3 separate regions of the Homo sapiens genome follow, and all the other regions are linked to region 3. The links are chromatin contacts, found by Hi-C or POLR2A ChIA-PET in ENCODE. All regions are on one chromosome and are shown on one strand. Each heading gives the region's core, a stretch centred on a gene start or an enhancer-like site at or near the end of the contact. The rest is flanking DNA. Distances are from core to core; before and after follow the strand shown.

The links. A loop is a pair of places that touch in the nucleus more often than their neighbours do. ChIA-PET counts read pairs that join two places held with the same protein, here RNA polymerase II (POLR2A). Pooled maps may share reads with other maps.
Region 1: a pooled map shows a loop between it and region 3 (2.5-fold over the local background). The contact joins the enhancer-like site here to the promoter of VASH1-AS1 in region 3. A Hi-C loop is called at or near these places in 1 of 50 pooled maps. POLR2A ChIA-PET finds 5 or more read pairs at or near these places in 3 of 52 experiments (BJ, T-cell and activated T-cell).
Region 2: a loop to region 3 is called in a pooled map, with 2.2 times the contacts of the local background. The contact joins the promoter of LINC02288 here to the promoter of VASH1-AS1 in region 3. A Hi-C loop is called at or near these places in 3 of 50 pooled maps. POLR2A ChIA-PET finds 5 or more read pairs at or near these places in 3 of 52 experiments (IMR-90, WTC11 and activated CD4-positive, alpha-beta T cell).

What each region holds. Positions count from the first base shown.
Region 1 is chr14:76,960,943-76,965,243 of GRCh38, forward strand. LINC01629 (long intergenic non-protein coding RNA 1629) reads left to right here. Exons shown (of 3, transcript NR_133913.1): 2 at 1,389-1,665. Among named protein-coding and RNA genes, the nearest start is that of LINC01629, 3.5 kb to the left of the region's middle. RefSeq lists enhancers at 1-203, 204-739, 524-733, 784-833, 844-1,243 and 1 more. Within about 2 kb of position 2,594, at least 4 of the 41 ENCODE cell types and tissues checked have a DNase peak (open chromatin) inside an H3K27ac peak, as active enhancers do.
Region 2 is chr14:77,039,669-77,044,402 of GRCh38, forward strand. It overlaps LINC02288 (long intergenic non-protein coding RNA 2288), which reads left to right and starts at 1,381. Exons shown (of 4, transcript NR_110554.1): 1 at 1,381-1,609. RefSeq lists a silencer at 554-743 and enhancers at 853-1,584, 860-4,734, 994-1,083.
Region 3 is chr14:76,785,114-76,789,224 of GRCh38, forward strand. VASH1-AS1 (VASH1 antisense RNA 1) reads right to left here and starts at 1,611. Exons shown (of 2, transcript NR_104184.1): 1 at 972-1,611. ANGEL1 (angel homolog 1) reads right to left here. Exons shown (of 10, transcript NM_015305.4): 10 at 896-4,111.

The sequences.
Region 1 (4,301 bases), core at 1,344-3,843, 180 kb after region 3:
AGTTTTTGCCTCAGGGTAGTATGCTTGTCTGAGTAATGGGTTGAGATAGGAACGCATTTCTTAGTGCAGGTCTTGATTTCAAATGTTCGAAAGCCACTGCTCTGGAAAATAGAGGAGTGGAGACCAAAGTGTGCCCTTTGTGTATGTGTCGGCAGTGGGGTGGGGGTGGGGGTCTCTGTCCTAGCATTTGGTTGCAGCACCCCAGGAGTGCCTGTAGGGGAACCACTGACCTCCACTTTTCCATACGCTTCACACCTTCACACCGAAATGTGCTCCATTCCCTTTGCTATTTTTTTTTCTTTTCTTTTTTTTTTTTTTAGACAGAGTCTAGCTCTGTCGCCCAGGCTGAAGTGCAGTGGCACGATCTCGGCTCACTACAACCTCTGCCTCCTGGGTTCGAGTGATTCTCCTGTCTCAGCTTCCTGAGTAGCTGAGACTATGCCTGGCTAACTTTTGCAGTTTTAGTAGAGACGGGGTTTCACCATGTTGGCCAGGCTGGTCTCAAACTCCTGACCTTAGGTGACCTGCCCACTTCAGCCTCCCAAAGTGCTGGGATTACAGGCGTGAGCCACCTCACCCAGCCTGCTATTTTCATTAGGAGGAAAAGAGGGATGGTAGCTTTCATCCAGATCCCCCATCTTCAGAATGTTTTCAACTTTCCCCAGAACCTCCACAGCGTTAAGTCAGTCAAAATCCTTGGATGGACCCTTCCAAGTAGCAAGGGCCACCCTGTCCCCTTTCCCCTGGCCATGAGACCACGCAGAGCGCAGGGGCCGGAGTCAGAAAGGGCAGTTTGGCCCCTGGGCAGTCTCCTGAGAGTCTTTCTCCTCCCAGTTTCTACTATTTGGCGGAACCTTGAATGCAGGGGGGCGGGACAGAGAAAAAACTAGAAAGCTCGACTTCTGCCTGCGGGGCCGGAAGCCCCGCTGCGGCCCCAGCCCGCGGTTAGCCCCTGTTTGTCATTTTGCAAATCTGGTCAACCCACCTCCGGTGAAAACTCCCAACCTCACCCCAGGGGGCAATGACTAATTACAAAACACATTTTCTCTCGTTTTCGTCAAGCTCGCTGTCCCGCCCACACATCCCCCGCCTATCCCGGCACCCGTCGGCTTCCTCAGGAGCCTCACTCAACTGTGTTGAATGAACTCTTGGCCTGGTCCCTCCCCCAGAGACTTCACACCGTGGGGTTCTTTCCTCCCTGCTCAGCTTTACTTTCACTTTCTAGTCACTCTCACTTCTCTGTCAGCTTCAGCTTCTCACCCTAGAGCTTGAGCCCTGGTCCTTTCTTAAGGCAGGGGCTATTGCCCAAGTCCTGGGCTGCACCCAATTCGTCAAAAGTCTCGATTCATCAATAGTCAAAAATATTTATCAAATGCATTCTGTTCCAGGCTCTAGGAATGCAGTGCAAGACAGGCAAGGTTCTTGCTCATACAGAGCTTCTAGAAACCTGGGATACAGAGATGCAATCAAGTGATAAAACACATGGATGAAGGCTCTGCCATTGAACACATGGTTCTTGACAAGCCCACAGAGAGGCACAGCTAAGCCAGCCCTGGGGAGCCAGGGAGGGTTCCCTGGAGGGAGAGAAGCTGGATCCAGGTCTGAAAGATGACTTGAAGTCAGCCATGAGCAAGGAAGAGATTTTCCAGGCCAAGCGAACAGCCTGTGAGTGGTGCCATTTGGGTGAGGCTGGCTGGAGCTCACAGGGTGGGAGGGAGTGCAGGGAGCTGGGGTCCCCAAAGGTGGAAAGAAGCCAGACCCAAAAGGACTTTGAAATTCTGCTCAGCCATTTGGATTTTGTCCTGAGGGTGATGGAGATTTGTGAGCCCCAAATATCTGAGACAGGTCCCAGTCCCTTTAGAAAGTTTATTTTTGCCAAGGGTAAGGACAAGCCCATGACACAGCCTTAGGAGGTCCTGAAGACAGGTGCGCAAGGTGGTCAAGGTACAGCTTGCTTTTATACATTTTAGGGAGATATAATACATCAATCAATATATGTAAGATTTACATGGGTTCTGGCCGGGCGCGGTGGCTCATGCCTGTAATCCCAGCACTTTGGGAGGCCAAGGCAGGAGGATCACCTGAGGTCGGGAGTTCAAGACCAGCCTGACCAACATGGAGAAACCATCTCTACTAAAAATACAAAAAAATTAGCTGGGTGTGGTGGTGCATGCCTGTAATCTCAGCTATTCGGGAGGCTGAGGCAGGAGAATCATTTGAACCCGGGAGGCAGAGGTTGCAGTGAGCCAAGATCACGCCATTGCACTCCAGCCTGGGCAACAAGAGCGAAACTCCATCTCAAAGAAAAAAAAAAAAAGATTTACATGGGTTCGATCTGGAAGGACGGGACAACTCGAAGTGGGGGGCTTCCAGGTCATAGTTAGATTTGAACATAAACTGATTGGCAATTGGTTGAAAGAGTTATTGTCAGCAGAAAGGAATCTCTGAGCTATGATAAGGGGTTGTGGAGACCTAGGTTTTATCATGCAGTTGAAGCCTCCAGTAGCAGGCTTTCGAGAGAATGGACTGTAAATGTTTCTTATCAGACATAAGGTTTGTGTTGATGTTGATGTTAGGGGTATAATGAGGCTTGGCTTCCCTTCATGGCCTGAACCAGTCTTTCAGGTTAAATTTTAGACTGCCCTGGCTGAGGAGGAAGTCCATTCAGATGGCTGGTGGCTGGGGGGTGAGGGGTGTGGGGTGTTCCATACACAGCCATGGAAGGGCCTCAAGCCAGAGAGACATAATAAATGGAAGTGGGAGGCAAGACTGGACAAAGAGAGACCCGTCAAGAGTTTGTTACAGGCCGGGTGTGGTGGCTCACACTTGTAATCCCAGAACTTTGGGAGGCCAAGGCAGGCGGATCACGAGGTCAAGAGATCGAGACCATCCTGGCCAACGTGGTGAAACCCCGTCTCTACAAAAATTAGCTGGGCATGGTGGCACGCGCCTATAGTCCCAGCTACTAGGGAGGCTGAGGCAGGAGAATCGCTTGAACCCAGGAGGCAGAGGTTGCAGTTAGCTGAGAGGGTTCCACTGCACTCCAGTCTGGCGACAGAGCCACACTCCGTCTAAAAAAAAAAAGAAAAAAAAAGAGTTTGGTTGTTGCAGTGGGAAGATGTGAATGGACATGAGAGATATATTTAGGAGACAGGATTGTGGATATGGAGGTTAGAGGAAAGGAAGAAGGGAAGGATGACTCCAGGTTTCCTGCACAAACCATGGTCCCCCCTGTTCCCTACAGGAGGAAGAGTTGGAAGAAGAAGAGCGATAGATAGAGAGAGGAGACAACAAGGTCCCTCTGGGACAGGCTGAATTCCAGATGTCTGTGGGACACTAGGCCATTGGCTATGGTGGTCTGAGACCCTAAACAGGGGCCTGGGATAGGGTTTTAGTCTGGTCACCATGTACACACGGAGGCAGGGTATAGAGTGAGAAGATGGGATGATTGAAAGGCCTGGGACACGAGCCAGGGAAACGCAGGATAGAAATGACTGGCAGAGGCTGGGCACGGTGGCTTACGCCTGTAATCCCCACACTTTGGGAGGCCGAGGTGGGTGGATCACTTGAGGCCAGGAGTTCAAGACCAGGCTGGCCAACGTGGAGAAACCCCATCTCTACTAAAATACAAAAAATTAGCGGGTCATGGTGGCATGCACCTGTAATCCCAGCTACTCAGGAGGCTGAGGCAAGAGAATCTCTTGAATCCTGGAGGCAGAGCTTGCAGTGAGCTGATATCACGACACTGCACTCCAACCTGAGCGACAGACCAAGACTCTGTCTCAAAAGAAAAAAAAAAAAAAGAGGTGACTGACAGAGAATGACCCCAGCAAAGGACCAGAGAAGGAGCAGTCCACGGAGGACCACTTGGAGAGGGTGGGTGGGGGGAAACCCAGCTCACAGGAGAAGGTGTGGCCGATGGTGTGGCATGCTGCTGAAAGGCCAGGTAGGTGAGAACAGTGGTGAGCACTGTTTCAGTGGTGGTGGTGGCGGAGGGAGAGTGACAAAAAGCATTTGGTTCTGAGCCTGGGAGTAGCAGGCTGGGGGAGGAGCCTAAGGCTAGGCCGGCTCTCAGGAGCAGTGTGGGCCCCAAATATCCTCTTCTGTGATCTTTTTACCTTTTGGCAAAGTGTTATTTAAATGTATTTAAATCTTTTAAGGAAATATTTCTAATTTTGTGCCAAAATAAAGCACTGTAAATCCTAGCCACTGTTCCTTTGCTTCCCCAGGGGCCGCAGTGACTGTGTCCAGTCCTTCCTCACCCCGCTGCAGAGTCAGTCCAGGAGGCCTTTACCCACAGC
Region 2 (4,734 bases), core at 131-2,630, 250 kb after region 3:
GCCAATTTCCACTTTCTGCCCATAGAAGCCCTTGTGCTCTGGGCTGTGCGTGACGGTCAGAAGTTATCTGGTAAACTTTGCATTGAAAAGCATCTCCGAACTCCCTCCCCATCTGTGGCCTCACAGCTTTCACCATGACATCTGAGAGATTCAAGGAAAGCTCCAGAAACAGGCTTAGCTCTCAATAACAACCCTCTTCCCTACAGATCTTAGAAAGGCTGGATCTGAACAACGCTGCCTGCAAGACCTCCATTCCCACCCTAAATAAAGCGCCAAACCATCCAACCGAAACCCACCCCTCCTCCCCTGGTACTCAGGGTGTCTACAGCTCTGAGGCTCCCTTTATTTTTATTTTTATTAATGTATTTTTAAGGCTGAAAGGCACACACACCACACGCATTCACACCCAGTGGTTATGGGGTTTTGGCAGGTACGCGGAGACCCGGTGCCCCAGCTGTCAGTGTCTGATCCCAACCCCTCCTCCTCCTCCCTCCGTTATTTATTAATAAAAGCCTGGTCGTGGGCAGCCGGCGTTCTGGTTTTCATTGTACAGTCTGCACTGGTGACACAGGACATGTGGAAAATTTTGAGAGCACTGCGGTGAATAGTGTGGAGGGGGAGCGTGAGCAGGGGGAGGGGAGGGGAGGGAGGGGAGCGAGTTACTTTTTAGCTTCCGCTAAGTACTTGGCGGCTCGCCAGGCCCGGAGAATTGTGGGAAGCGAAAACCTCCCCAGTATAAACTGCCAGCTTTAAGCAGCCCTGACAGTTCTGCTCCTTCCAAACTTGGCAGCCGTTCAAAGTGCTCTTTCATTTGAAATGCTGGAAGCCTGCCATGTGCAATGCAGATTTGCTGTGCCTGTGCGCAGAAGGAACTGATAAATGCCGTTGCAGTTGCCATGGGGACAGGAGGCTATCAGAATGGCCTTGTGATCCGCAGCCTCTCTGCGCGGCAGGCTCTCGTTCTCCCCCTCCCGCCCCTCCTCCCTCTAGTCAGTGAGATGGTGAAATAAATGTTCTGGAAAAAGGTTAACCCTCCCCGCTCTGGTTCCGAGGGTGAGAGGAGGTTAACCTCTAAGCACTTCCTTGGCCTTAAGTGCCAGCCCGGAGCACAGGTGTCAGCGCCGTCCTTGGGTGGGTCACCATCCTCCCGCTCTCCTCTTTCACACCCCCAGCTTTCTTCCTGCTCCCTGGGGGCTTTCACAAAGCGGTATTTTTAATAGAGGCTTTTCAGCAAGCTCAAGTGTAAGTCTTTGAGTCATCAAAACCCGGATGTAAACACAGCAGCCCTGCATTCTGCACAGTTTGCGTGTATTTTATCTTTTTAATAATATTTAGCTGGCAACTTAAAACTGCAAGGATGCCAGATATTTTAGCCAGCCACTTACATCATGCAGCATCCATCTTGGGGAGAGTGGTGGCGGGTCCTTTCCTTGTTCTCTTGCTCCCTGCCGCCTACCTGAGACCGCAGGAAATCTGGGTCTTTCTGAAGGCATCTTCTTGTGGTGTAGTCCCCTTGGAACCGCGGCCTTTAGAATGAACATGACATCACCTTGGGCAACAACGACAGAGGGTGTGTTCCTGTAGGAGACAAGACACGGGGAGATCCAAGGTGAAACAGATCTATCATTTACGCTGCGCCAATTTCAGGTGTGTGAGGGTGCACAGTCTGGATCATCAGCCCCCCATTTAGCACGAACTGCCGTTTGAAACACAGTCTGATTTAATGTACAGAAACAAAATAGCACATTCAGATTTGGTATATTTTCAGGCCTGTAATGCCAACACTCCGGGTGGCCTGTTTAATGGGGAAAAAATGAAATATTCCACTCCAGCCCAGGCCTATGGAAACCAAAGAGGTTTAGTGATTTATTTACATTGGGGGTAAAAACGGTGAGCAGTATTCCTTCTCGGCTCGCTACTTCCTGAAGGTTTCCTGAACCTAAACATTCGTTAACATCCCAGGAAGGGAACTTATTTTTCCTGTGGCTTTCAATATTTTCTGCTAAATATATTTCGGCACACTGTTTATCTTGGGCTTCAGCTTTCAGACCTTTATGCACTTTTAACACCTTGAGGCTGTTTCACTGAAAAATGGTGTATGTTAATTAAAGAGGACTTTATGTGCTGGGCATTAAGGCAGGGGGGATTTCTGTTTTGATCTGTCTGTATAATGAGGGGCTTCAGGATGAAACACAAGTCAGAGGCCTGTTAGCTTCGTGAAGCCCTTTTGACAAAGCGGGACCTTGAATGTGGGCCCTTGTATTCAAACACTTGAAGACCACAGAATGTTGAACTGAACGAAACATTTCTTCCTAAGTGCATGGTGAACATGGAGGCCAGGAGACGAGAAAGACTGAAAATGCCCCAAGTTCCTGGGGCTTAGCTGCAATTTCTTTGAACTTGACTGTCTCTGGGTGTCTGCTCGTGATTGTCACGGCAGCTCTGGCCAAGGCGATGCACTCTGTCTCGCTGGAATTTCCTGATTCCAAAGTAGCCCCTTCCAAATAAATAATCAACAAACGCCATCTGCTTCACCTTGCCAGCAGGCACAGAGCTGAAGGGTTAGCTAAAACCTACAATTTTTAGGAGCAGTAGGCTCTTGAGACATTTCAAGATAGGTTTCGACTTGGAATTAAACTAGAGTTAGAGGCAGAAATCAGGTGATTCAGAAAGCAACCCCCCCTCCCTCCCGCCAACTTCCCCAGACAGTCCAGGCAGCTGGGTTTTTGGCTCTCACAGCTGCTAAGCTTTGGCAAGCCAAAAGCATATTTCGTGGTGGTGATTCCTTTCCCAGGTTGACGGACATGTTTCTGTACTGAGCACAAGGCATGTTTCCTGACCGTGTGTGAATCAGAGGCTGCATTTTTATCCAGGGCTTCTGGTGACAGTTTTAAGCTGGATGAACAAAGCAGACCCTGACATGTCCCTGTCATCAAGGTCAAGAGATACAGAATCTATCCTAAATGTTCGCCACCTCTAGCCCAGATGTATTATATTTATTTATTTTTGTTTTGTTTTGTTTTTTGAGGCGGTGTCTTCCTCTGTCGCCCAGGCTGGAGTGCAGTGGGGCAGTCTCAGCTCACTGCAACCTCCGCCTCCCGGGTTCAAGCAATTCTCTTGCCTCAGCCTCCCGAGTAGCTGGGATTACAGGCACGTGCTATCATGCCTGGCTACTTTTTTTGTATTTTTAGTAGAGACAGGGTTTTGCCATGTTGGCCGGGCTGGTCTCGAACTCCTGACCTCAGGCGATCTGCCCTCCTCAGCTTCCCAAAGTTTCTGGGATTACAGGCATGAGCCACCACACCCGGCTATTTTTTTTTTAATCATGCCAAGAGCAGCCACCACCCCACAAGTCAATGGATGCCCATGTTCATGTGTCAGATGTTACCCTTCTCTCTCTCAGTGTTTTTGTAGTGTTTGCTTCTTTGTTGGCTTTGGTGAGAAGATTTACAAAAGCCATTTTGGACCCTTGAGTGCCTTTCCAGATCGAGGCAAGCTCCAAGATTCCAAACAGCCTTGACCTCGTCTGTGTCGCCCCATTATAGCAGGGATGATAACCGGAGGGGAGTCCTTGGTGTAGCCCCTCCATACCAGGGCCCGGAGAGCCAGCTTCCCAGAAATCCATGGATTAGGAAACTCTGTCGTGGGCCAGTTCAGGAGCGGCAGGGGGAACAACTCCCTTTTGTTTTGTTGTCTAGCATGTGACCAGAATGCTGCCAGCTAATTTTAACCCCACCAAAGTACTGCTGGGAAAAAAAAAAAAAAAACTATCTTGCATCTGGAGAGAGAAATGCTGTGGGCTGGATAAAAGCTTTTCAGCCTGTGTTCCTTCCTGTTTCAGTTTCCAAACTTGCATTATCGGTAACCTGAAAAATGATGAGTTTCACCAAATTCCTGGATGTTGTGCAAGAGGACAATGAGTCTATTTTGGGTGGTGTGAGTGTGTCTGGCATAGACACTGGGAACCATTGTTTTCAGGAGGGAGAATGTTTTGGGGTTTCCTGGTGCTTTCCTTATAGGGTCTCAAAGCCCCAAGGGGTACTGCTGGGGGGAGAAACCCTCCATGGCAACCATGGAGGCTGTGCTCTGCAAAAGACCTGGCTGAGAATTGGGTGGTTAGGCCAGTGGGTGGGGGTGAGGGGTGACGTGGCAGTGGTGGCTCCAGAGGTGTTAAAAGGTGCTCTGTAGGGAGTGTTTGAGGTAGAACGACTGGAGCAGGAAGAAGTGGGGAGAGAGAGATGCTTTCACTGTGGCTGGGCGGCCCCCTGGGACACAGGGCACCTCTTCTACTAATTCTCCATATCTGCTTTTAGCACCATGCGTGAATGGAGGATTATATGGAGTTCCCCACCCTGGATACTGGATTCTCAAAGCATACCTGTGGTGGTTCATTGTTGCTGTCTGGCTGGATGGCAGTTGTTGCTAGTGGAAAAGTCCAGAATCGCAAGACCCAGGAAATGAAATGGTTTGGGTGAGACAGCGTGTAGCTAGGCAGGTGCCGCTGACTGTTCTAGAACTAGATAGTAAGGTGGACTGCCGTTAACCTGAGTGTCCACAACGCAGTCTCGGAAGATAAGGTCAACACTGCAGCACTTGCTGCAACCTCAACCAGGAGAGCTTGGTGGCAGTTGTTCTGACAGCTGCAGAGGGCCTCAGCTGCCTAAAAAGCCATTTGCTCAGCCCTGCCCTGTCTGGCCAACTTCTGTGTATTTCAAGGATCCTCATGGGTCTCTG
Region 3 (4,111 bases), core at 361-2,860:
CAGGTGGATGGTACAAAAATATGGTGAGGACTAAGTTCTAGTATTTGATAGTACAGTAGGGAGACTATAGTTAACAATTTATTGTATATTTCAAAATAGCTAGAAGAATTGGAATGTTCCCAGCACAAGGAAAAGATAAATGCTTGAGGTGATAAATGTCCTTAAATATCCTGACTGGTCATTACACTTTGTACGCATGTATCAAAATACCATATGCAGCCCCAAAATATGTACAACTATCACATGTCAATTTTAAAAAGGAAAAACAAAACAACCAGAACATTCCTCTAGTTAGTAGCTACAACAGGGCAGGAACTGGAGAGAAAAACAAAACAAAAAAAGCAGCAGCCTCCTGACTGGCCATTTCCCTTCTTGGTCTCCAGTTAAAAGCTGCCTCTGAGCTCCCCCAGCCCCAGGCCCCCACCACCAGCCTCTGCCTTCCAAGATAACCTGTCTTGCCTGATCCTGGAAAGGCTTGTGAGAAACTTGGGGTGGTAAGAAATAAACCAAAGGAGATTCTCAAATTCTATCTCTGGGATTTCTGTTTCCTCAGGTGTAAAGGTAGAATCTGAACACCACCTAAACTGCCACCACACAGTGCCACTGTCTTTGCTAGCTGACGTGGAAGTACTGTGCAAACTTAACAGAAGTGCTGTGGAGATGCTAACTGACTGAGGCAACTAGGAGGAACCCTCCCTGCCAGGAAGAGGTTCTTGGGGATATACCTCAAAGCTTAGGGCTTTCAAATACTTCCTAGCCAATGGGCCCAACTGTCCAGCCTGGCTGGGGTAACGATCTACTCCCAACTCCTACCAATAATTCTCTGGAATTCTTAGCACCTTTTTCTTGCCAAAGCCCAAACAAAGCAATTTCAGATCTGAAAATTCTTCACAAGTAGAAGTGATTATTAACTTTAATTTCTATTTCACCAAGGAATGTGAACTGAAATACAGAGAGGTTAAGTAACTTACCTACAGTCACCAGCTGAACAGGCCAAGAGGACAAATGATGTTTCTAATTCCTAGCTGAGTTTTCTTTCTTTTCTTTTCTTTTCTTTTTTTTTTTTTGAGATGGAGTTTCACTCTTGTTGTCCAGGCTGGAGTGCAATGGCATGATCTCGGCTCACCACAACCTCCGCTTCCCAGGTTCAAGCAATTCTCCTGCCTCAGCCTCCAAGTAGCTGGGATTACAGGCATGCGCCATCACGCCCGGCTAATTTTGTATTTTTAGTAGAGACGGGATTTCTTCATGTTGGTCAGGCTGGTCTGGAACTCTCGACCTCAGGTGATCCACCCGCCTCAGCCTCCCAAAGTGCTGGGATTACAGGTGTGAGCCACCGCACCCGGCCGCTAAGTTTTCTTTTTACTAAATCAATTGAGGGGATCGCAACCCAGGTAGTGCAATGGAAGCAACCAAGTGGCTTTAAATCAATCAGATTCTCAGAGACTGATTCAGAGGCCTGGTGTGGGTTCTGGGAACCTGTTCAGGTAAGACAGAAAACCAGATCTGGTTTCAGGGCTCCCAGTGGGCATGTGGGCTTGGCTGGTCTTACTACATAGGGAGGTTGGAAGACAAAAGCACCAACAGAGGTAGGCCTAGGAAGGAAGAGACATTTTTCCAGCGACAGATGGCCCACTGCTCAGCCCTGGCTCCAGAATGCAAAAGAGATCAGAAATAGATGCTCAGCAAGAGGCATGTGCCACCCGCATCATGTCTCATGCAGCTGCCATAGCTTTAATCAGGAAAACACACATCTTATCCCACTTTGCACAGACCCTCCTGAAGTGCAGAAGATACTAGGAGGAGGCATGGGGGGAGCAGATGGAGGAAGAATGAAAAGCAGTCCAAAGAATCATTCTCTCACTTGGGAAGGACAGAAGAAAGCTGTACCCCAGCAGTGTCAAGGCAGGAGGCTTCACTCAAGCCCTGTTCCTCCCAGGCCTCACAGCAGTGGGAATTTACCTCAGCTAATAGAGGGAGATCTTACAACACATTTCTCAATCTAGATTCATGTCTTGAGACCCCACCCCAAGATCAAAAGCTCCTTAGTCTCTTCCTCTGCCCACCTCATTCTTCAGGCCCTCTCTCAAGGACCTAATCCCTTCAGGATCCTAATAAAATGAACAACATTGGGGGGAAAAAAGGTAAACCTTTATTTGGAAAAAGAGTTTAAATAACAATTTAAAACCCCATTTCACTTTCAAAACAGAAACAAGAAAGCAAGGAAAAGATAATCTATCAAGCATCTGCCCTCTGCTGTGGTTAGCCATTTTAAAGCTGCATTTCCCAGCAGAAGAGAACAGTGATGGGCCCTAGTCCTAGGAACCCACAGGGCACTGTCTTGAGACCCTTTTAGGCAGTGTCCAGGGAACAGACAGACAGAATGAATGGTGGGGTGTAGACAGACCTGGGGCTCAGACAGGCACATGCCCAGTACCCAGGAAACAAAGTTTGAAAATATATACACATAGAAAAATAAATTCCCTAGAACCTAGGCATGGAAAGCTTCTAACCATGAATGCAGCAGCACAATGCAAACTGGGTCTTTGGCTTTCAAAAAAAGGAAAGAACCTTAACCCCTGGCTTACTGTCCCGAACTCAAGTCTCTTGACCACTGTCTTCAGTCCCACTTTGGAGGTCGAGTGAGGCAAGAGCAAGTCAAATCTACCAGGGCCAGCAGCCACTCTGACTTAGGGAGATGTGTGGAGGGGCTGGCCCAGGATCTCCCAAGGCCACACCCCAGCAATGAAAGATTAAGGCATGCAGGTGACACAGTGTGGACTAAGGAGTCCCCTGAATAAGCCAGGGTACCCTTCTGTTAGGGGAGGGAAAGCAGACGCAACAAGCAGCTGAGGCCTTGCTGGACAGAGCCAATCCGCAAGTACTGCCACTTCAAATTCTTGGACCAGTTTTGTCCAAGGCCACCTTTCTGCTGAGGCAGTTTGGCCTGAGCTAAATACCAGGGTTTTCTAGAAAGGAAATGGAAGGGAAGCGGGAGATGGGAGATAGCAGAAAGTAAAAAGTGGTGGAAGGAGAGGAACAGAAAATTGCTTCTTAGGAGTGGAGAGGAAAGAGAATCAGCTTAGGTCTTCAGTCCCAGCTGAGGCAGCTGAAGAGTCTACCTGCTCCTTCCCCTACTGGAACTCCTACCCTTGCCCCAGTTCTGCAGGCTGCAGAGTCCAGTGAAACAAGAGTTTCCTGAAGACTCTTTCTCCTCCTAATCCTTAAATAGTTTTAAACCTCATACCACTACCCTAGCCCAATGAACCCCACATAAGGGTTCAAACTTCCGCCTCCCTCAGGGAAGCCTGGGGAAAGGGATGGCCCTTGTGAAATTACACCAGGTCTGTGGGGAGCTCTGGGTTGGAGGCACAGGGCCAGCTGGGACAGGTAGCGCATCCCCCAAAATTTGCCACTCCAGGATGTGGGCCCCATTTGTTCCCAGAGCCCAGACGCCGGGCCTGCCCTGGTTGGCAGGATGAATGCCTAATGAAACACAGAGGCTAAAAGGAGAGATGGGGCCATGCCCTGCTGCTGCCTGCTCATACATAGGTACTTGGGTAGACTCTGAACCTGCCCCAGGCCTACAGCCCCAACATGAAAAGTGGACTGGTCAGAGGCAGGCATGGCTGTGCAGAAGTCTCACCCCAAGAGGACACATACATGATATGCATATCTCACATATGCATGCCTGGCAAGAGGGCTGGGCCCAGAAGTCCTGAAGGCAGGGAAAAGGTCAGGTCAGAAGGTACATCAAGAAACGGCCTGAAAGCAAATAACCAATGAAATCAAGAACTCCCATAACCCTGGTAATTAAAAATCAAGGGGGAGCGCTGGATACATGGAAGGAAGGGGGAGCCCCCCTTCTGCCTCTCCCAGGGCCACTGAGTGTGTGGCACAGGATTAGGAAGAGGCTGGGGTGGGGCAAGGACCACAGGCAGAGAACGCAGCCAGGCCTGGAGAAAGTCTAACCGTGGGAAAAAGGGAACGAGGAGGGGGAAGGGAGGGGATGTAAGTTTCTTGGATCTAAGTTTCTAGATGCATGGGATTTTTCCACAGTCTCTGATCCAGTGAGCTCTTCTGGAAGAGAAGCTCTCTTCCCCTGGGAGCC